6 separate regions of the Homo sapiens genome follow, and all the other regions are linked to region 1. A link is a contact called in ENCODE Hi-C or POLR2A ChIA-PET data. All regions are on one chromosome and are shown on one strand. The core of a region is the stretch at or near the end of the contact, and the rest is flanking DNA. Distances in the headings are between cores, read along the strand shown. Region 1 holds the start of GABARAPL1 (GABA type A receptor associated protein like 1). Region 2 holds the start of GSG1 (germ cell associated 1). Region 3 holds the start of GPR19 (G protein-coupled receptor 19). Region 4 holds the start of FOXJ2 (forkhead box J2). Region 5 holds the start of LOH12CR2 (loss of heterozygosity on chromosome 12, region 2). Region 6 holds the start of LRP6 (LDL receptor related protein 6).

Region 1 (3,538 bases), core at 498-2,997:
TCTATCTCTTGACCTCGTGATCCACCCACCTTGGCCTCCCAAAGTGCTGGGATTACAAGCATGAGCCAACGCGCCCGGCCTATTTTTATTTATTTATTCTTTTTGAGACAGAGTCTTGCTCTCTCTCCCAGGCTGGAGTACAGTGGGCGATCTCAGCTCACTGCAGCCACTGCCTCCCGGATTCAAGCGATTCTCCTGCCTTAGCCTCCACAGTAGCTGAGACTGTAGGAGCGCGCCACCATGCCTTGTTAATTTTTGTTTTTTCTGTAGAGACAGGGTTTTGCCATGTTACCCAGGCTGGTCTTGAACTCCTGAGCTCAAGCGATCCTCGGCCTGGGCCTCCCAAAGTGCTGGGAGAACAGACGTGAGCCACCGCGCCTGGCCCCCTGTGGGTGTTTTTAAAATTAGAGACACTGAGACCCCGACTGAAGAAGATAGGCCACGGGGCTGCTGTTATCTAATATTTATCAGAACTCACCCGACTTGTATGGGCAACGCAGCCCCTTTTCACTGTTCTTTTTCTTTGCAAACTCCACAGTCCTCCCTGTCGCTGCCCTACAGTACTGGTTGGAAGGTCTTTCTTCTTTGACTCTAGGTGGGGAAATCCAGAACGAGGCTTCGCCTCACCTGCCCTAATGCCCAATCTTCTACTAGCATTCCAGGCAGCGCTTTCTAGTCACGTGAGGGATACCTAACCACTGGAACTAAATAAGATGTGGGGGAACAACTGAGGTCATCACCTAAATTGCTTGATACTCTCTTTTCCAGAAGACGAGCCCCCTTTCTGAGTTTATGGCAGAAAGTGAATCCCTCCCTCCCTCCCTTCCTTTCTTTTTCTGTAAGACGGTGTTTCGCTCTTGTTGCCCAGGCTGGAGTGCGACGCCGTGATCTCCGCTCGCCGCAACCTCCGCCTCCCGGGTTAGAGCGGTTCTCCTGCCTCAGCCTCCAGAGTAGCTGGGATTACAGCCATGCGCCACCACGCCCAGCTAATTTTGTATTTTTAGTAGAGACAGGGTTTCTCCATGTTGGTCAGGCTGGTCTCGAACTCCTGACCTCAGGTGATCCGCCCGCCTCGGCCTCCTGGGATTACAGGCGTGAGCCACCGCGCCCGGCTAGAAAGTGAATCATTTCTATATTTGATTGTACGTGAAGCCCTCGGTAGTCCTTACTGACATCATGTCTCCTTTAGACTTTGATTACACTCCGTGTCCTTCATCTGACTCCTCTCTTCAGATTCCTGAGTCACGCTCTGTTTATGTTGCTGTTCAGGAGCGAACTGCGGCACCGCCCAAACACTGTGACGCCAGCGCGGGAGGAGGGCCGCGGGAGGGGCAGCGGAACGCGCAGAGGGCACGGTGCAAGCACGGGACAGCTCTGCATTGGCCAAAGGGATCCCAGGAGGCCTGGCCCTCTTTTCTCCTGAGGCTGGATCCCAACCAGCAGGAAAAGGCTGGATTTTCGCCTTTTGTATTTGTTTTGGGGCCCAACCAAGAAAAACAGTGGAGGGGGAATAAAACATGTTTAAATCTTTTTTTTGTCTTAAAACCATCTTTAATTTCACAGTCACAAAATAAAACATAACTCGAATGTTTTGATGTTTGCAGTGACATCGATTGTGAAAAAGGTTAGCCAGAAAGGAAACGCAGTGAGACAGAGCGCTCGGCCACCCCCTGCCCTGGGCGCCTGGCGCATGGGGGGCGGGGCGGGGCTCGCGGGGTGACGTCACAGCCCGACGCGCCACCCAGCTGTTTTTGTGCTCCCAGCTCTAGCGAAAAGCCGCCGGTATTTCTCCATCTGGCTCTCCTCTACCTCCAGGCAGGCTCACCCGAGATCCCCGCCCCGAACCCCCCCTGCACACTCGGCCCAGCGCTGTTGCCCCCGGAGCGGACGTTTCTGCAGCTATTCTGAGCACACCTTGACGTCGGCTGAGGGAGCGGGACAGGGTCAGCGGCGAAGGAGGCAGGCCCCGCGCGGGGATCTCGGAAGCCCTGCGGTGCATCATGAAGTTCCAGTACAAGGAGGACCATCCCTTTGAGTATCGGAAAAAGGAAGGAGAAAAGATCCGGAAGAAATATCCGGACAGGGTCCCCGTGAGTGTAGAGGAGCGGAGGGGATGGGAGGGGAAGGGCCCGCGGGGGCGGGGGCGGGTAGTCGAGATGGCTTCCCTGGGGCGCCCAGGCGGCTCTGGAGAAGGGAGGTTCCGAGAATTACTTAATCCTGAACGCCCTTCAGTGCCAGAGCCAATGGACGTCCAGACTGTAGAGCTTTTAAAACCCCGTATGCCTGGGCCCCGAACCCCACTTCAGGGCTGACGGCGTTTTGGGGGCCGAGCCGCCGTCTTCAGTGACTCAGCAACCCACACACGGTCTCAGCAGCTGAGACCGTGTGTGGGTTGCGGTGCACAAAATAGGGCCCCTGTGGGCGAGACTGGTTAGATCGGGGCCATGGATTGGCTGCCTTTAAGAACGCAGGGACATTGTGCTGTGCGGTGAGGTTTGCGCAAACCCAGTCGATTTCTGCCTTGGCTGGTTCTCCTTTAATGAAGTTGACTTTGGCTCTCATATCATTGGTCTTGGGACGAAAAGGTTCAGAAGCTATTCAGTAATTTTCTTGCATTACAGGGGGTTAGGGGAGCACAAGACAGTCCTGGCCTGGAAAACAAGGTCACGTTCTCTGCCCAACAGCCCTCTTGCCTCATCGTTCTAGGCTCCGGGGCTTGTGTGGGGACAGCCAGCCTCCTCGTGTTGATTTCTGATCACCTGGTACCTGGTCGCGATAAGGCAGGACTGAGACGTTTTTTCTCCGTTTTGGACACCGGCTTAAGTAGTTAAAACTACCGCAGGCAGTGAGTAGGAACAGAAAAGTATTAGGTATCTTTCAGCATCCGGGCGTTTTCCCCATTACCCCCTCCCCCGCCCACTTGCCTGGTGTTTCTCTAATGCAGGCTGCGCAGCCGAATTGGAGGGCAGAATATGGCTTAAGTGGTAGGGGGACCAGCAGCTGTTGGATTTTGGAAATGGAGGAGCGGAGATTTTAAAATTGTGCTCTTTATCTTCAGGTAGGAACATTAGTATTACGTGTCACATAATGGTAAAATAATTGCTGTTATCTGATGTCTTTTCTTGACTCACAGCCACTCTGGGTTTCTTCTCTAATCCTTACCTAACGTTCGTGGTTTTATAGCTACCAGAAGCCACCAGGGCCTTAGCCCAGCAGTAGAAACCTCTTGTAACCCTTTTCCTTTAAAAAGAAAAAAAAGTCATTAGGGCTCTTCATTCCCCAGGAATTACAAAAAGGTTTTCAGCTTATAGAGGGGTGAGCTAATCCCTTACTCGGGAAAGGATCCTTTACAAATTACTTTCCTGGTTTCTGGACCTTGGATACCTGAAAATTTTGCCCAGTTCTGGTGATACCAATCTTTTGAGCAATGATATTTAAAAAATACAATCAAGTTTTATTGATAGTTTACCCTAGCGGTATTATAAGTACTCAGTCTGTAATCATTGACTTACTTCCTTACACGATTACCCGTTCTACA
Region 2 (3,538 bases), core at 328-2,827, 2.9 Mb after region 1:
CAGCCTGAAAGGGACGTGGCATCCCCATTCTACAAGTGAGGGTTCCGATTCGGAGGGTTTGACTTGCTCAAGGCCACAAAGCTAGTAAATGGTAAAGTCAACACTGGCAATCTTTGAGGACTGTTCGCCTGACTCATCACCAGGCTGCCACTCAGTAAAAGCCAAGGCACAGTCACCTTTAACAAAATGTACAGATTGCAGGCCAGATTTATGGGACCTCCTGCAGATTGAGGCAATGGATTAAGTGTACTTTATACTTCTCAGGTACATATTAGCAACCAGACGCTCCCATATTCCCTCTGTGTCTCTCCTGGAAAACCACTGATAAAGAACAATAATAAAATTTATTCTAAGCCATGACTGGCTTTTTCTGTCATGTTCACATCCACTTCTTTGTCATCTATTCACTTGGGGCTGCTTCTGAATTAGGGAAGCTGCCTGAACCCACACTCCGATGGCTCTTCAGAACCACCAGCTCAGCTCTGCAGTCCCAGAAGTGCCTCTTAAGTTATCCTGTTCTTTCCTTTGAGATCCTAACTTCCAGCTGGTCAACAACATACCACATTGCTCCCTGTGTTGGAGTGTATGTACGTGTGTGTGTGTTTGTGTATGTGCTAGTTTGCTGGCTAATTGCAAGCTTCATTTTTCTCTCCTGAGAAAGGCAAGATATCTGAGAATGAACACCATTTGTTTTTTTAAGTAATCCTTAGAGCTGAAAGTTGGGAGGCTGGTCGTTTCTGAATGTAGGTCAAATGCTAAACAAGCCGCAACTTCTCTGCAGAGTGTGAGAGTCTTCCTGGTCTGGAAGGATCCCTGAAGATTCTGCTGGATTCTCTGAGACGAGAAAGAGCTTGACTGTGTGTTGTCCTTCCCAGTTCCAGATCAGAGCTGCCTTCCAGCAGGACCTTGGGGATGCCCCACTGTTCTCTGGCATAGAGCTTGATGTCTGCTCTTTCAGCTCACTGGGGTGACACACAGCTCTATTGTTGCCACCGCTACTGGGCCTTTACCAGGCTCCAGATTTTGGCAACGGGAATAATGCAGATGAAAGGAAAAAAGGAGAGGCATAGGGAGCCCTGGGAACAGAAAGGAGAAGGAAGATGATGAGACAAGGGAAGAAGAAATGGAAGTTTTAATGAAGGAAGATGAAAAGGTAATAGGCCAAGGTATGGACATACCAGTTTTATCTATGAAAACTGGGCTGAGTGACACATTTTCATTCCATTTTGTAGAACCCTATAGTGCATTTCCAAGCTCTTTACTGTGACCATGTGAAATACATGAAATTGATGAGTTAGTGTAACCTGTGTTACAAATCCAGCAGTAAAGATATGTGTATGAGATGTTCATGAGATTTCAAAATCACTGTACCTACCTCCTGGGTGAGGCAAACATTTTGAGTCAGTTGAGAGGGATCGCTCATTCACTCTTGCAGCGGGAAGGCAGAGAAGTTTCAGTTTATCTTCTGTTCTGTCTCAATCAGTTGGGTAGAATGAGTGTTTAGCGTGAGGATGAATCAGGTCCCCTCTTGCCAGCAGAGGGGTAAGGTGGTGTGTGGTGGATTGGAGAGGATGTCCTGAGGGCCAGACACCAGCCAGGGCGGGGTTGGGTGACCCGTGGGGTTTATTCTGTGATGTCACAACGGCAGTCAGGGGTCTCCCTGTTGCTCCCTCAGCCTCCTCCCATAAGGATTGGGGGGGGTCATGCTGGGTACCTACCAGTGGCTGGATGTCTTCTGAGGTCGTCCAGATCAGTGCTTATCTTATTGTGCATAAGATTCACCTGGGGAACTTAGTCAAGTGCAGATCCTGACTTAGTCAAGTGCAGAGTCTGGGATGGCTCTCACGTGAGTCCAGCCAGACCACACTGAGTTGTGAGACTCTAGACCAGTGCTGTCAAAGCAAAATGCAATGTGGGCAGCATATGTCATTTAAAATTTTCTGGTAGCCACATTAAAAAAAGTAAATTGGACACACATACTGTGATACAGCAATCATATGTTATACAATACTATGTTTAAAATGTAGCCCTCCCCACACAATAAAGTTGGGTTTAATGAAAAATATTTTATACTACTTTCATTTTAAAATTAAAATTTAGTGAATTCAAATTACATAAAATTAGAAATTCAGTTGCTCAGTTGCACTATCCATATCATAAGGGCTCCACAGCCACACATGGCAAGTAGCTACTGTATTGGATGGCACAACTCAAGGCCATTCCCTGAAAAGGTAACAATGTACAGAAATTACCATTCTAAAGGGCTAGTATCTGGAAACCCAGCAAACATTCACTAACATCATTTTAATGAATACATAATTAGTGTTTGGGGACTGTTAATATGGAGGCATAACTCTCGGAGACTGGAAGAGGGCCTCATCCAGGATTCCAGCTAACAGTCTGGATGGGGCCCTCTGCCCTGTGAAACCTGTCACACTCAGTCCTCCTCTGAGCTTTTGCCAGGGTTCCCCTCACTGGGATCCCTTCCTTCTCCTTGCTGCCCTGCCTAAATCTTACACAACCTCAGGGCACATGATTCCAGTCTCACTACCTTGTGGCTCTAGCCCTCCTTACTCCCCATTTCCTCTTTGCTCATACAGCATGCCTGCTTTGCTTTTGGTGTGTTAGTCTGTTTCTCTCGTGAAATTCTAAGCTGCTTGAGGACAGAATCTGGTTTTTTACTTCTATCGTGCTTAATATAGTGCCAAGGGCATAGTAGCTGCTCAAGAAATATTTATTATTTTATTTAATGACCTAAACTACCTAAGGAAGTATCTAAGAGAGAACATCGGATCTCGAAGTGCCAATAACTTCCCCAATGGAACAACATGCCTTATTTTTGGCACATCTTAAATTGATCAAGATGTCCGTTATAAGTTAATTTATAAATTTAATACAAATAACCATGAGTATTTTAAAAGACCAACACAAGTTGATATTAAAGTTTATATGGGAAAAAAATACACAAGACTAGCTAGGAAAACCCTGAAAAGGAAGAGCTCTGAGGTGGTGCTAGCCCTAATTGATATAAAGCATACTACAAAGCCTCTATGATTAAAACAACATGGCACATGTATACATATGTAACAAACCCGCACGTTGTGCACATGTACGCTAGAACTTAAAGTATATTAAAAAAAACAAAAAAACCAAAAAAAAACAATGTGGTACTGGTGCATGACTAGACAAACAGGCCAATGGAAGAGAACAGAAAGTCTAGAGATAAACACAGCTATGTATAGACTTCCAGTATAGGACAAAGGTGATATCTGTAATCACTGGGGCACAGATGATTTTTTTAAGAAATGTTGTTGGGATAAACTAGATAGCCATTTAGAAAAATATAAATTATATTTATTTAAAAATCATATACAAGAATAAACTCTAGATGGACTAGAGATCTGAATTTTAAAAATGAGATTATGGCCGGATGCTTAATCCCAGCACGTCAGGAGGCCGAGGCAGGAGGATAACTTGAGCCCAGGAGTTCAAGACCAGCCTGGGCAACACAGTGAAACCTTATTGCTACGAAAAGTAC
Region 3 (3,538 bases), core at 1,039-3,538, 2.5 Mb after region 1:
GTTTCACCATGTTGGCCAGGCTGGTCTCAAGCTCCTGACCTCGTGATCCCCCCGCCTCCGCCTCCCAAAGTGCTGGGATTACAGACGTGAGCCACCGTGCCTGGCCCTAGAGGGAACTCTTAAAGCAGTGGCTCTCAACCTTTGTTGCAAAATGGAGGGTTTTAAGAAAGTACTGATGTCTGGGCTCCACTCGCAGAGATTCTGATTTAATTGGTATAGAGAAAAGCCAGGGCATTAGGATTTTTTTAAGCTCCCAAGGTGATTCTAATGTGTGGGCATGGTAGAGTACCTGTCTTTTTTTTTTTTTTTTTTTTTTTTTTTTGAGACGGAGTCTCGCTCTGTCGCCCAGGCTGGAGTGCAGTGGCGTGATCTCGGTTCACTGCAAGCTCTGCCTCCCGGGTTCACGCCATTCTCCTGCCTCAGCCTCTGGAGTAGCTGGGTCTACAGGTGCCCACCACCACGCCCGGCTAATTTTTTGTATTTTTTTTTTTTTAGTAGAGACGGGGTTTCACCGTATTTGCCAGGATGGTCTCGATCTCCTGACGTTGTGATCCGACCGCCTCAGCCTCCCAAAGTGCTGAGATTACAGGCGTGAGCTACCGCGCCTGACCCGGTAGAGTACCTGTCTTAAAGCTCCCTAAATACAGACGGACCTACGATGCACAGAGCATCCACAATTCAACTGATAGGTGGCATGTACTTTACACTAAGTTCTATGCTACCTCATTTTGTCATTACAATAATCCTATGGCACAGGCACTATTATCCTTATTTTATAAATTGAGAAACTGAGATTCAGACAGGACACACAGAGTGACTGGCAGACCCTAAAGTCAAAGCCCAGGTCTGATTCCCAATTGTACACACTTTATATGACATCATATCGAGATGTCATGCCTCTCAGAGCTGGATGATCCCACTCCCTAAAACAAGACACCCAGGCTTCAACCCTGAAATCCTATTCCATTGCCTCCATGGATTTTTCCTGCAGCATTTTCCTATGCACTTCACACATACAGCGCAGCTGCCAGGATATACTTTAGGCTGCCAAAATGAAATGAAGTCACTTTCTTGGTAAGTGATTACCATGCCTGGCTCTTTACTGAAGTACTTCCATTCTATATATTCACACTGGGATCCTTCTCCATCACTGCTAGCTTCAATCCTGTGGCTTTCCATATTTAGTTTTTCTTACAGATGAAGTGATACTCTTTACCTATCAGCCATTCCTTTGTTGGAGTAAAATTACGTATTCCATCAGCATTCTTCTGCCTTGTACTCCAGATAGTATACAAAGAATCAAATTATAGTAGCTAAGTGGCATAGAATTGCTGCCGATATCAAGATGGACTCTAATATCTAGTGAACTGGGAGGCTAGAGGCTAGAAGTATGTACTTCTGTAAGGTGTCAGTGACACATCTGAGTAATGTGGTAGCTAAATGCCACCATTTCATTCCATGAAATCCACATTTCATTCTGGCTAAAGGGTAAAGCTGGTGAGAGGTGGGAGGGGCCAGGAGGCTCCATCGGAAGGAGGCAGACACTTCAGGTGTTGGGTGGTACCTTTAAGATGTTGCGGGGCCAAATCCAATGCCGGTGCAGGTGTCCCATATATCCTGAGAGACAAAAAGAGGTCAGATTGGTCAGATCCCTCGAGACAGTTCCCAAATTCCTGACTTCTGTTACCGCGACTGTTCTTCGCAATTCCACCTCGGCCTGTGTTCAGGACTGTGGCTTTTAGAATCTTCCTCATTCCATTCCATTAGGGGCGTCCCGATTTCCACCTTATATACACCATGTACTAAATGCATGCCATTTCTGCCTGTTTACAAACATGCATAAGTTCACACTCTTTTAAGAAAAATGTCCTCTACTGTCAACTTCTTTCTAGTCTGGCCTCCCAGGTAGGCTACAGAGCTACTGCCTTCATTTATCTCTCAAATCTTCCCATCTTCTCCTTCCCACTGTATTACCTTAGCTCACACTCACATCCTCTTGGTCACCAGCCAAAAAATAAATAAAACTCCTTTGTCCCTTCAGATTTCTCTCTTATTCTACAACCTCATTAATCGGCTCTCCCGCTCCCACTCCTTTACTACTTCAGTCGCTGAAACCTCCCCTCACAGAGTTCACGGCCAATATAAAAACGGAAAGAAGGGATGACCATACGAGCTTGTGGACTTTTGCCTGCAAAATCTCATAGAATGTGGTGTTGTGTACGTGAATCCATCAGATCAACGCGACGGACACTCCCCAAGGGCCAAATCGGACCGCCTCTCACTAGGCGGAAAGTTTTGAAACTTTTGCGCGCTAAAAATGATGAGCCAGACGCATGCGCAAACGTGCACTCCCGGGGTGGCGCTTCTCCTCAGGCAGATCTCGCGTGGTTTGGTGATGGCCGGCTAGTATGAAGGTTTTCCGTGGCGTTGAGATCCCACCCGCCCTTTTTTTTTTTTTTTTTTTTTTTTTTTTTTTTTTTTGCTGCCCCAGTGGATTAGGATTAGTGCTGCAGTCAAATGAAAAAGATCAAGACAAAAAATTAGGCTAATATAACTAGCCGACAGGCTAGCGGCATTTCTCTGGGGCCGAGGAATTCCACGAAGAAGATCTCTGCGAGGCCCAGAAGGCCGCACAACTACTTCTTCAGAAACAAAATTTTTTAAAAAAGTAAAAATAGAGGAAGTCAGCCAGTTTATCACCTTGGAACCAGCGTTTTGTTTGGCTTTTCCGCTTTTCACTCTACGAAAAAGCCCATTGGCGGCTACCCAGGTTACCGTCCTGTTGCCATTGCGCCTGCGCGGCGGTTTGTTTACCAGTCCAGGCGAAGCGCTGTGTCGCGGTTCTCGCCGCCCCGAGCGCCTTGGTTTGCTCCCTTGACGTGTAATTCGTAATGAAAGTCATGTTTTCATTTGGGAACACGGATCGGAGGTTTAAAACTGGACAGTTTAAGTGTCAACTTCAGACCAAAGAAAATAATGGTAGGGAAAACACTGGACACTCAGAAATCGGTGCCGCGTCAGAGCTGTCACGGAAGATGTTTCTAATGAACCTGAGGAAAACAATAGCACCACCCTAACCAGAACTAAAAAGTGGCAAGCAGCCACAGTTAATGAAACTCATAGGTGGCATTTAGTTACTTATTTAGAATGTAGGCCTAGTTATGGTAAAAATGCAAATAAGACCAAACCTAAGGTCCTCTTGCTCGAGCAAACCTCAAGCAAAACCTACATGATTTAAGACTGACTCTTGAAGCGAAGTAAAAAAAAAAAAAAAAAAAAAAAAGCAGCCATGCAAAATTTGAAACTTGGAGACGACTCTAGAAGCATTAACCCAAGAAAGCACAAGCCAACAAACAAATTTTTGAAATGGTTTGAAGAGCTCTTCAAAGTCAGTTTCAGGTGGCTTAGAAGAGGATGTTGCTTATAAAATGAGATCTGATGGAAACTTGTTTTACAGATATGACTGGATTCGTTTGAAAACAAAAAAAAAGGCAGGCAAAGTGACTTTTTAAAAAGTATTTTTATGGAAGGATTTCTA
Region 4 (3,538 bases), core at 738-3,237, 2.2 Mb before region 1:
AGTCACAATTTTCTCATCTGTAAAAGAAGTATAATAATAGTGTCTTAGGGAATCGCTAGAATCATCAATGTGACAACACATGCAGAATGCTCAGTGCAATGCCTGGCATATTGTAAATATAATTATTCATATAATATATACATACAACTTAAGTATGCAGTCTTTTGGGGGCAATTCAAATATTTTGCAAGCAATATTTTTGTATTCGTATTATCTTTTTTTTTTTTTTTTTTTGAGACGGTGTCTCACTGTCTCCCAGGCTGGAGTGCAGCGGCACGATCTGGGCTTACTGCAACCTCCGTCTCCCAGTTTCAAGTGATTCTCCTGCCTCAGCCTCCCAGGTAGCTGGGATTACAGGCACGCACTACCACGCCTGGCTAATTCTTTTTTTTTTTTTTTTTTTTTAGACGGAACCTGGCTCTGTCGCCCAGGCTGGAGTGGAGTGGCGCGGTCTCGGCTCACTGCAACCACCGCTTTCCGGGTTCAAGCGATTCTCCTGCCTTAGCCGGCACTACAGGCGTCCGCCACCGCGCCGGGCTAATTTTTGTATTTTTAGTAGAGACAGGGGTTTCACCACGTTGGCCAGGCTGGTCTCCAATTCCTGACTTCAAGTGATCCCCCCGCCTCGGCCTCCCAAAGCTTTGGGATTACGGGCGTGAGCCACTGCGCCTGGCCTCCTATTATCTTATGTGCTATAAAGTAGAGAGTAGGCCGGGCCGTGTTTCCTGCCTGTAATCCCAGCACTTTGGAGGCATAAAAAGGGAGAATAGTTTAAACCCAGGAATTAAAGACCAGCCTCGGCAGCATACTGAGACCCTGCCTCTATTTAAAAAGAAGAAAAAGATAAAGAAAGAAAGGAAAGAAAGTAGGGTAGTTTGATAAAAGTTTAAAAAGCCTGAGTATGGGCCGGGCGCGGTGGCTCACACCTGTAATCCCAGCACTTTGGGAGGCCGAGGAAGGTGGATCACGAGGTCAGGAGTTCGAGACCAGCCTGGCCAACTTGGTGAAACCCCATCTCTACTAAAAATACAAAAATTAGCCGGGCGTGGTGGCGCGCGCCTGTAATCCCAGCTGCTCCGGAGGCTGAGGCATCCCAGCTGCTGGGGAGGCTGAGACAGAAGAATCGCTTGAACCCGGGAGGCGTAGGTTGCAGTGGGCCCAGATCGTGCCATTGCACTCCAGCCTGGGCAATAAGTGAAACAACACCTCAAAAAAAAAAAAAAAAAAAAAAAAAAAGCCAGAGTATGAAATATATGAGAATTTGCAGCAGAATAATATGACTTCAGGATGTGACAGCTGTAAAGGGTAAGCAGGCCAAGTATCAAGGTCCCTTCTTCGCTGAGCAAGATTGCGGAGAACAAGGGCCATGCACAAGTTTAGGAAGCTGAAACAAGGAACAGGACCCAGATCTTCTGATGTTTATTTCACCGTTACACGCTCATTTATCATGTATCCACTCATTCAAGGAGCATTTACTGAATTCCAGGATGATATAAGGGTAACATATAAACTTCACCCCAATCTTCACCTCAATGCTCATGATCCTTTATAAATTATCTCGAGGGAAAGAGAAGCCCATCAAAGACAGTCCTGAGAAAGCTGGGGCTGTTCATCTGTATACGGAGTTTAACAGAATGAAACGCCGGAGTTGGGGTGTCAGCTGGAATTGACGGTATACGGTGCGCACTAGGGACTCTCCCGACGGGGAGCAGTGAGTTGTCATCCCGGGTAGACGGCGAACTCCCGGAGCCACGCGGCCGCAGGTGGGCGAGGGCGGCGAGATCCCTCGCCGGCGTGAGAGCGGCCGTGGCTCTCCAGGCGGAGCGCACACCGGGTAGCGAGGCTCGCGGCTCGGCGCTGCCCGCGGCTCGGCGTCTCCCGGCTCCTCCTTAACCCGCGCCGGGAGGCGGTGGCGGCAGCGGCCGGCGGGCGGGGGAGGGGGAGGGGCGCGGAGCGCGGCGCGGAGGCCGGGGAGGAGCCGGGGCCTGCAGCGGAGCCGAGCCGAGCCCGAGCCCGCGCCGAGCCCTGACACTGTCTGCCCGCCTTCTGGCTCCCCGGGAGCCCAGACTGGTCGGAGCCCGAGCGGTGGCAGCGCGGGGAGCCCCACGCGCCGAAGGGAGCGGACCCGACAGGACGGCCCTAGAGGAGGTGCTGCCGCCACAGTAGCAGGGACCGGAGTCTCGAGCCGCGGCCTCCCGGACCGTGCTGCCCAGGCCAGCTCAGGGACAGCCGGGAGTACGAAAGCCCCACCCTCTGGGGCACCCCGGGAGCGGAGGCGGGAGCGGGGACGCGAGCAACCTCTCCCCCTGTTGGAGAGAAAAGACCCTTACCACTCGGGTGAGGGAAAGAAGAGACCCCTGGAGGGGACGCCTCTCTCCTGCCTAGAGGCGAGGAAGACCCCTGTACTGGCCGGGGAGGAGACCCCCAGAAGTGGAAAGAAGGGAGCTTTCCGTAGGGAAGCAGAGTGAGACCACCCTAGCGCGCCCCCGCCCCTCCAAACACACACTCTCAACAGTTCAGGACTTTGGAGGCAAAGAGAGACGGGGCTGTGCCTGTGGAGTAGGCACCCTCGGCCCACCACTATTCACAGGAGACAGGAGTCCTTACGTTCAGAAGCCACTCCAGGGAAAGAAGAGGAATCGGCTTTCAGCCTTCTGGAGAGGGGAAGACCTCCCCCTCAACTTCCTCGTGCCTAGACAGTGGAACGGGGTGGAGCCCCTCCGCTCCTATCTCCAGCAGACAGAAAGAGCCCTCCACCTCAGAAAGATCCAGTTTGGGGGGGAGGGGAACTCCCCCAAGGGGGAGGAGACAACTCCTGGTTGGGAGAGGCTCCTCCCCTCCTCCCCCGGGTAACAAGCAGGGTGTGGGGGGTGTGCCACCTTCCCCAAGTAGGACCTCCTTCTCCTCCCCCTCCCCCTCCTCCAACCTTGACTCCTCATCCTCAGGGGACCCAGTTCCCCTCACCAACTTGGGAGGCTCAGCCTCGTCCAGGAAGAGCCACTGAGGATGAGAGCCGTCACCTGCCTCTGAAGAGGGGAATCCCTCCAACCCCAAACTCCAGTACCAGGTGGTTCCCTCCCTTTGCCGGAGGAACCTTGGAGACAGGTTAGTGCTTTCTTTCATCTTCTCTCTGTCATTGTCTGGCACTAGTGGGTGTAGGGGGTTGAGCTGGTGGATCGTGGGTTTCACTGCCGGGGAAGACAGAGTGATGACTCAGAAAATCCAATGGGAAATGTGATCCAAGGGAGCTCCTGGATTTGAACCCACATCTTGCTGCAGAAGCTCTGAGAAATGGGTTTCTTAGTGTTTGGGGACTAAAGGGATGGGATTCATTTTAGGTCCCTTAGGGAAGTGGATGTTTTCATGCTGAGGAAAAGGGTTATCGGAAAACAGCTGCATTTTGAGAACATGCATACTGTGTAGCAGTGATTTACACAACCCAACCAGTGGTAAGATTCCCATACCACCCTTCACCCTTGGGCCTTTTCCCCTGGAGAGTGGGCTGTCATGAAAATCACGGTGGCATCTGGGGTCCTGG
Region 5 (3,538 bases), core at 446-2,945, 2.1 Mb after region 1:
TTATCCATTCATCAGTTGATGCGACAGACTATCCTTTTAAGAATGAAATGTTTATTCAAAAGGAAGCATAAAAAACACCATCACATCAGTATGGACTGGTGTATGGAACACAAGACAAATATACTTTTATGTGGAAAAGGGGAAACAAGAACCAGAATGAGTTATTCTCCATTCCTCACCCCTTTTACCTCCTCTCTCACCTTCCCCTCAAAGAGGAAATCTGGGAGGGGATGCAAGGACTCTCCAAAAGGGAATGGTCTCACTGCTTAGTGGGCCCTTCCCAGTCCCATCAGCCTGGTGTGGTTTATGTAAACCTCAAGACTAGTTAGACACAACTTTCTAGAAGCCTGCCCTGATCTCTCAGGCAGTTTTTAGTTCTATCTTCATATTCCCAGAGAACACTGTACTTAGATTCATTTGCATTTTTCTCATTGTATTGCAATGGTGAGCAGAGGAAAGAGCATCAGATAGTCCTAAATAGTTCGACCACTGACCACCTGCTGACCATGGAGGAGTCACCTACTTACAGGCTGCAGGGTTGTTGTGAAAATTAAATAAGGTAAAATAGGGGAAATTATTGTGATATAGTAGAGTGGAAGGGACTTAAAAATCATTTAGTCAACTTGACACTTCTTCTGAGACTTTTTTTTTTTTTTTTTTTTTTGAGACGGAGTCTCGCTCTGTCGCCCAGGCTGGAGTGCAGTGGCGCGATCTCGGCTCACTGCAAGCTCTGCCTCCCGGGTTCACACCATTCTCCTGTCTCAGCCTCCCGAGTAGCTGGGACTACAGGCGCCCACCATCATGCCCGGCTAATTTTTTGTATTTTTTAGTAGAGACGGGGTTTCACCATGTTAGCCAGGATGGTCTTGATCTCCTGACATCGTGATCTACTCGCCTCAGCCTCCCAAAGTGCTGGGATTACAGGCGTGAGCCACCCCGCCTGGCCAGAGACTACATTTTATACATATAAAATCTCAAGGCATTTACTTGAAATTTCTTGACGCAGACAATGTAATATAAAATGAGTTGCAAAGTTCGGAGAACGCTAGAGCCAGCTAACTCCTTGATGGCATTGCATTGCTAGGTCTACTTTCTTGCCCTAGCAAAAATGGCAGTTTCCTTTCTGGATTACTCCCTCCTCACCTTCTGTTAGTTTCAGAGTGACTTGTTGATAACTGCCAAGGTCCCCAGAAAGCGCCTAGCCAAAAAGGTTCTTCACTTCTCTTTAAAGATGTGCACTCCCTAATACATGAAACAGCATTTTCTATTTCTTAATTTTTCTCTCATTTCCAGCTGCTGCTTTCACCGTCTTCTGGTATTTTTTTGTTTGGTCGTCCACTGCTAAACTCCCAGCTCTTCAGAATTCAAAATGAGCTTTGCATCCAAGCTGTTGTGGGTTCGAATCCTGGGTCTATCTAGCGTTTCTTTCTCCATCTGTAAAACAGGGTTAAAAATACCTATTTTGTAAAGTTGTTCTCACATGTGGGTATTGAAGAGCTTAATAGTGTGGGTGGTGTTTTAAAGGTGACGCATCCTTACAACAGGAAAGGGCTTACCCTCTTCCGCAGTTCTGGCTTCGAGGAGGTCAAGCCCTTTAAGGTGGCATCGCCCTAAGTCGCAGGAGCGGGTCTCTCCGCCCCTCCCTCGGGCCGGGGGGCGGGGCCTCCTAATCCGGAACTGAAGGTCTTGCGTAGCCGGCACCGCCCATCTGCGTCCCGGAAGGAGCGAGCTTGCGGAGCGTGAACCAGTGAGTGAAAGCGGCGCCGCCCGCCGGCCGCAGGTGCGGCAAAGCCAGTGTCATCTGCCGGTTCTCTTAGGGCTCCCGGAAAGAAGGAGGGCTAGCCGCGTGCGTTCGCGCCGCGCCTCCTTGCGTTTCTGTTCCCCAAATAGGGCCTCTCCTTCTCCCGCCGCCCAGGCCCCTGCGTGGGCTGGACGCGTCAGCCCCACACATTAGCCTCGCTGCGGCGCCCAGACTCTGCTTTGCCTCCCCGTCCCGGTCCCTGGCCCCTGCCCTGTCGCCCGCCGCCGGAGCGGTGACCGCCCGGCCCGCCGTTCTTCTGCTGCCACCGCTGTCGGCACCATGGGCAGTGAGCAGAGCTCCGAGGCCGAGAGCCGACCCAACGATCTGAACTCCTCAGGTCGGTGTCCTAACCTCCCACCCTCCTCCAGCCCGCCCTGTCCCCTTGCAGAGCGGGCTGCCTCCCAGACTAGGGTCAGGGACTGCGGACGGGAACGCACAGAAAAAGCCTTCACCGTGCTAGTAGGAAAAAAAAAAAGTCACCATCTGTCCTGGCCTCGATTCCCCTGATGGAAGTGCGTGTGACTGCAAGCTAAGCCAGCGTGGGCGCCAGTGCCCTTATTTATTTTCAAAACAGCCGTTTCTCCCAGCTACAGCCTCCTGTTTAAAAGACGAGCTAATTAATTTTTGGCTCTAGTGCTCATGGCTGATGTAGTGAGATTTGGCTCACACAGTGGATGGATTATAGGACCTCTAAGAACAGTCTGTTTCTTAAAAACGGGTGTTAGAGGTTCCTTTTCTGAAGGGATATGTGATAGGTGTCCACTTGCTTTGAACCCTTTAGTGCAAAGGTCTCCAGAAACAGCTTTTTCTTCTCAGAAGGTGTCTTGGTCCGTTTTCTAATCTTGTAGAGGTTGGCCAGACAGCAGGCACTGGTGTTTTCCATTGTTGTTCTCTGTCCATGATTTTTAGACTTCTCTAAGCGTTTGAGACAAGAATGGGAGGATTATTGTGTTTGCAATACAGTGAGTGTTCAATAAATAGATAAAGCAGCTGATGTTTAATTGAGGACCATTTGCTGCTTTTTTTGTTACCCACACGCTAGGACAGCTGGGAGTGCTTTGGTTAAGCTCCGGGGTTGCTAACGCAAATTGGTTAAATCTGGGGCCTAAAAAGAGTCGCCGATTTTAGAAGTTCTCTGTTCTTGATAGGAGCTGTAATTCAGAAATAGGCAAGCTAATAGATCTAAGGGTGTTTCACTTTAAGGTGTGACTTTCAAGACTAGTTCAGACCTACATTCTGGGGACTGGATTGGGGCAGCTTTGAATGGTGAGCAGCATCTACTAGCTTTGCTACGTTTTTCTATTTCCTTGGAAGGGCCAGAGTGTCATATCTGTTATAAGAAATATAATAATTGCCACCTTTGACATTCTTGCCTCTATGGCAGGGCAGAAACATATTTTAGGGGGAAGCGGTGTGGCATCTTTTTAATTTGTTTTCTTGCCCATGAACCAACAGCATTCGAGCATTTCCGATGTTAGAATTTGCCTATTCCCCTGTGCCCGGTACTTTACATACATTTACATATAATTTTTGCAGTAATCCCATTTTACAGATAAAGTAGTAGAGGTTAGCTAGAGTGTTTTGAAGTCCCCTTTCCTCTGGTATCTGGGGAAGGAGGAATCACAATTTATAGCAGGAAAGATTTCTGGCATGGCTTTTGTAAAATGTTAGGTAAATTACCAAAACAGGTAAATAAATATTTCTTGAAAAGAAATAAAAGCAGCAGAGATTTTTCTA
Region 6 (3,538 bases), core at 625-3,124, 2.1 Mb after region 1:
CAGCTACAGCAAAACCCCTTTCAATAGAGTATGCCAATAATAAAATAAGTATATACTTATGAAACCTCTCCAGTACGTAACACTTCATTAAAATTTCTGCCACAAAAATCTAATGAACACTACCTTTCCGGGGTTTACATGTGGGAAAACTTTGTAATATGCTTAGAGTATCAAGTAATATAACATGCAAACACAATGCTGCATTACTACAGAGTAACTGAAGAAAGTATTTCTCCTCCTCCAAAAAAAAACTCAATCATTCTCATCCGAAATACATATACACAGTACACGCAAAAATATACACCTGTCACAGACTATTAGTTACTATTAGTGTTCTGTAAACTTAAATTAGTTTGGAGAACTTAACAAAAGTTTAGCTTGTTAACACCTAAAAATCTCCAGCGACCAGCGGTCACATGCCTGAAAAGAACTTACTATGAACGCCAGTAAGAACTTTACCAAACCAAAACTACAAGCCACCGTATCGAGCAGTACTTAAATTCCTCTGCTGGTAAATGCTCCACAGCCATCACAGCCATCTCAAGTTCAACACTAAATAGTTTGAGAAGAGCTGCCGACGGGCCAGTCAAAAATCTTTGTGAACTGTCACAAAAGTCACAGAGCATGTGTCAGCTTTGCAGTCCAATTCAAAACATCATAGTGCCATCGAATTCAAGCGATTCCCAGAGCAAATTATCTCGAACAGCCTATGCAATTTACCAAAGTGCCAAGCAGTCCCCAGGGGTGCAGAGCAAATTATCATTTTGGTCCCAGGACCGGCTCCTCTTCACACGAGGATGAATTTCCCTACTTAGTGCCAACTGTACACTTGCATACTCCGAAAATAGGGGCAAGCCGTGAATACCAGAGGTTACAAGGGCAATGTTTTATTTTATTATGGGCTGAAGCTCAGAAGGCTCCCAATGCTGAAACGCTCGACCTATAACCCCGGAGTCACTTTCCAACTGCGCTCTCACCCAGGGTCATTATATCCCAAACGGAAGCCAATCATTACCTGTAACAAGGCCTGGAAAAAATAGCAAGAGGGCTTTAAAAGTTCACCTAAGAAACACCGAAACGGGGTGGGGAGTGGGTGGCGGGGCTTCGATGGATAAGGCCAACCTTAAAGCATCTCGGACTCAAACATTTTAAAAGCCAAAATACGTACAAAGACCCTTTTCCCTGGAAGACCCCAGGCAGAGAGAGGCACACAGACACTCAGTCATCCCGACAGCATGGGGTGCCAAGGGTTCCCTAAGACCAGCAGCCGGGATCGAAGCTCCGATGTGTCCGGGGAAGGTCTGGGAAGCCAGGCCAGGTCCGCATTGTGGCCGGGCGGTGCACGCAGCCCCTGCTCCCGGGCCCCTTTCTCTCCCCCTCCCCACGACCAGGCCTCTCCCCGCTCCTCTCCCCTTCTCCCTTCCTCCGTCCCTCCCCTCCCCCTAGACACATACAACAAGGCCACCTCCCCCCGAACCCCACCAACTTTCCAGTGCCCCCACTCTTCCCACCTCTCAGGAGCACACAGAAGCTGCAGGCCAGGAGGCTCCTCAGGACGGCCCCCATCTTCCCTTCTCGCGTTCTCTTCTCTCACCGGCGAGGGGTGGCCAGAAGTGGGGGAGGCGAGGAGCCGGGGCGGCCGCCGCAGCGGCAGGGCTGCACGCTCATACTTCCCAGCTTCCCAGCGAGAGAAGAAAGAAAGGGGCACGTCAAGGTTCCGCGCGCGCCGCCGCCGCCCTCTCTACCGCGCCGCTCGGCCCCGGGCTCGCGCGACGCCAGCGTCTGCTTCCATCCCGCCGCCTCCTCCCCCGGCGCCCCGCTTCCCCCGCGCAGCTCCTCATTCAGCCTCTGCCTCGCGCAGCGGCGCAGGGATACGGTCGGCACCGCCTCCTAGGGTCGCCGCGACCGTGTCCCTGCGCGCAACGAGCCCCTTCTCCCGGTACTGCCTCCTGTACGGCCAGGGAAGGGAGTCGGCAACCGCACGCACAGCCTCTGCCTGAGACCCTGGGAGAGGTTCTGGGCTAGCAGAGGCGAACTGGGAGGGAAAGCCTCCTCCCGGTGGCGCATTCCAGCGGGATTCTTTCCCGGACCGGCCGCTTCGGCCCTCCCCGCGGAGGGCGTGAGGCGGCGTTGAACAACATTGGAGCCGGCGTGGTCGGGACTACTTTCTGCGGCTCGGCCGGGCAGCCGTCTGCCCCGCTCTTTGTGCGGCCGCCGCCGGCAGGGCCAGGTGGGGCTCCGGTCTCGCGCCCCCAGCCACCTGAGACTGCCCAGCCGCGGTGCACGCGCGGGGAGCCACGGCGGATCCCGTTGCGGGGTGATGAGCTCCGTCTTCGGGGTTGGAAATCGGTTTCAGCATCCTTTTTTTGGGAGGGCGGAATTTTTGAACGCTGTTTACACCGGCTTTCAGCGTGGATCTGGTGAACGATATTAAAACGCCAATTCAAAACTGAGATTGTCATTTTTCTCCCGCCTTCCCAGAAATACAAACTGCCCCCAGAATTAAGCCCGACCAGCTAAAGATTTCTAAACTGGCAGATAAAATTCCAAGATAAATGCCTCAAAACCTAAGAGCAAAGGGACAATTGGACAAGACTATTTAGGATTTTACAAGTTGCATATAATAACGAATGTTTGGCATGCTTCGATTATCAATTCTCAGCTTGAGAAGGAAAAGATTCCCTAGAATCTCAGACTGTGCACAGCCTCTGCTACTCCCAGTGCATTGGGCATTCAGGAGTAATGGCCCAGACGCCCCCTGAAATCACCTGCCAGGCTTTCGTCTGGGCAGAGGCGCTCCAACAGTTAACCCTAATGGAGCCATCAGATGCATCCTGCCCAGCTGTCACACGCCCTTACCTGGAGGCAGATGGGCAAGAAAGTGGAGCTGCTACCACAATGTTAACAAGTACCTCAGTGACATTGGAGTTCACTAGTGCTTGAACACAAGTTATCATATTTGACACTCAAAACTACCCTGGGGAAAGGCAGGTTTTGTTACTTATTCTTTATTGCACAGAGGAGCAAAATGAGAACCTGAGAGGTTAATGACTTACCCAGGGCCACTCAAGTAATGAATAGCAGTACCTCAGCCCAATCCAGGTCTCTGACTTAAGCCACTCCGCTCCTTCCAAGAAATGCGCGCTGAACCAAAGGTGCTGCAGGTTTGTAAGTAGATGGACAGCAGAAACAGCCAAATCACTTTCTCCCAAATTCACCTGAGGTCTAGTCACCGTTTATTTAAATGACCTGCTTCTAAGAACCAAGTGAGTTTTGTATTCTGGCTTCCTCAAAGCAGGAAACTGGGCCGGGGGCGGGTGGCTCAGGCCTGTAATCCCAGCACTTTGGGAGGCCGAGGCGGACAGATCACGAGGTCAGGAGTTCGAGACCAGCCTGGTCCAACATGGTGAAACCCCCGTCTCTACTAAAAATACAAAAAAAATTAGCCGGGCATGGTGGCACACGCCTGTCATCCCAGCTGCTCAGGAGGCAGAGGCAGGAGAATGGCTTGAATCCAGGAGGCGCAGGTTGCAGTGAG

Evidence for each region. A loop is a pair of places that touch in the nucleus more often than their neighbours do. ChIA-PET counts read pairs that join two places held with the same protein, here RNA polymerase II (POLR2A). Pooled maps may share reads with other maps.
Region 2: a loop to region 1 is called in a map of CD4-positive, alpha-beta memory T cell, with 11 times the contacts of the local background. The contact joins the promoter of GSG1 here to the promoter of GABARAPL1 in region 1. A Hi-C loop is called at or near these places in 2 of 168 maps with a recorded cell type or tissue (CD4-positive, alpha-beta memory T cell and ascending aorta) and 10 of 50 pooled maps.
Region 3: a loop to region 1 is called in a pooled map, with 11 times the contacts of the local background. The contact joins the promoter of GPR19 here to the promoter of GABARAPL1 in region 1. A Hi-C loop is called at or near these places in 1 of 168 maps with a recorded cell type or tissue (CD8-positive, alpha-beta T cell) and 4 of 50 pooled maps. POLR2A ChIA-PET finds 5 or more read pairs at or near these places in 1 of 52 experiments (activated CD8-positive, alpha-beta memory T cell).
Region 4: a loop to region 1 is called in a map of sigmoid colon, with 10 times the contacts of the local background. The contact joins the promoter of FOXJ2 here to the promoter of GABARAPL1 in region 1. A Hi-C loop is called at or near these places in 2 of 168 maps with a recorded cell type or tissue (gastrocnemius medialis and sigmoid colon) and 14 of 50 pooled maps.
Region 5: a loop to region 1 is called in a map of tibial artery, with 9 times the contacts of the local background. The contact joins the promoter of LOH12CR2 here to the promoter of GABARAPL1 in region 1. A Hi-C loop is called at or near these places in 2 of 168 maps with a recorded cell type or tissue (naive thymus-derived CD4-positive, alpha-beta T cell and tibial artery) and 14 of 50 pooled maps. POLR2A ChIA-PET finds 5 or more read pairs at or near these places in 1 of 52 experiments (activated naive CD8-positive, alpha-beta T cell).
Region 6: a loop to region 1 is called in a map of naive thymus-derived CD4-positive, alpha-beta T cell, with 16 times the contacts of the local background. The contact joins the promoter of LRP6 here to the promoter of GABARAPL1 in region 1. A Hi-C loop is called at or near these places in 2 of 168 maps with a recorded cell type or tissue (chondrocyte and naive thymus-derived CD4-positive, alpha-beta T cell) and 7 of 50 pooled maps. POLR2A ChIA-PET finds 5 or more read pairs at or near these places in 1 of 52 experiments (OCI-LY7).

The regions. Positions count from the first base shown.
Region 1 is chr12:10,211,130-10,214,667 of GRCh38, forward strand. It overlaps GABARAPL1 (GABA type A receptor associated protein like 1), which reads left to right and starts at 1,748. Exons shown (of 4, transcript NM_031412.4): 1 at 1,748-2,090. The coding sequence starts at 2,001. GABARAPL1-AS1 (GABARAPL1 antisense RNA 1) reads right to left here. Exons shown (of 3, transcript NR_170310.1): 1 at 3,513-3,538; 2 at 2,925-3,240; 3 at 2,520-2,833. RefSeq lists an enhancer at 985-1,527 and a silencer at 1,621-1,880.
Region 2 is chr12:13,102,090-13,105,627 of GRCh38, forward strand. It overlaps GSG1 (germ cell associated 1), which reads right to left and starts at 1,578. Exons shown (of 7, transcript NM_001080555.4): 1 at 1,376-1,578. The coding sequence starts at 1,423. LOC105369666 (a long non-coding RNA gene) reads left to right here. Exons shown (of 2, transcript XR_931369.3): 2 at 1-357.
Region 3 is chr12:12,693,895-12,697,432 of GRCh38, forward strand. GPR19 (G protein-coupled receptor 19) reads right to left here and starts at 2,289. Exons shown (of 4, transcript NM_006143.3): 1 at 2,171-2,289; 2 at 1,565-1,617. RefSeq lists enhancers at 2,037-2,196, 2,377-2,456.
Region 4 is chr12:8,030,729-8,034,266 of GRCh38, forward strand. It overlaps FOXJ2 (forkhead box J2), which reads left to right and starts at 1,988. Exons shown (of 11, transcript NM_018416.3): 1 at 1,988-3,105. RefSeq lists silencers at 1,673-1,822, 1,843-2,082.
Region 5 is chr12:12,355,372-12,358,909 of GRCh38, forward strand. It overlaps LOH12CR2 (loss of heterozygosity on chromosome 12, region 2), which reads right to left and starts at 1,696. Exons shown (of 2, transcript NR_024061.1): 1 at 1,557-1,696; 2 at 37-1,434. It overlaps BORCS5 (BLOC-1 related complex subunit 5), which reads left to right and starts at 1,707. Exons shown (of 4, transcript NM_058169.6): 1 at 1,707-2,138. The coding sequence starts at 2,081. RefSeq lists enhancers at 1,492-2,170, 3,057-3,136 and a silencer at 2,037-2,116.
Region 6 is chr12:12,265,170-12,268,707 of GRCh38, forward strand. It overlaps LRP6 (LDL receptor related protein 6), which reads right to left and starts at 1,875. Exons shown (of 23, transcript NM_002336.3): 1 at 1,512-1,875. The coding sequence starts at 1,566. RefSeq lists a silencer at 1,566-1,875 and enhancers at 1,882-2,518, 2,056-2,105.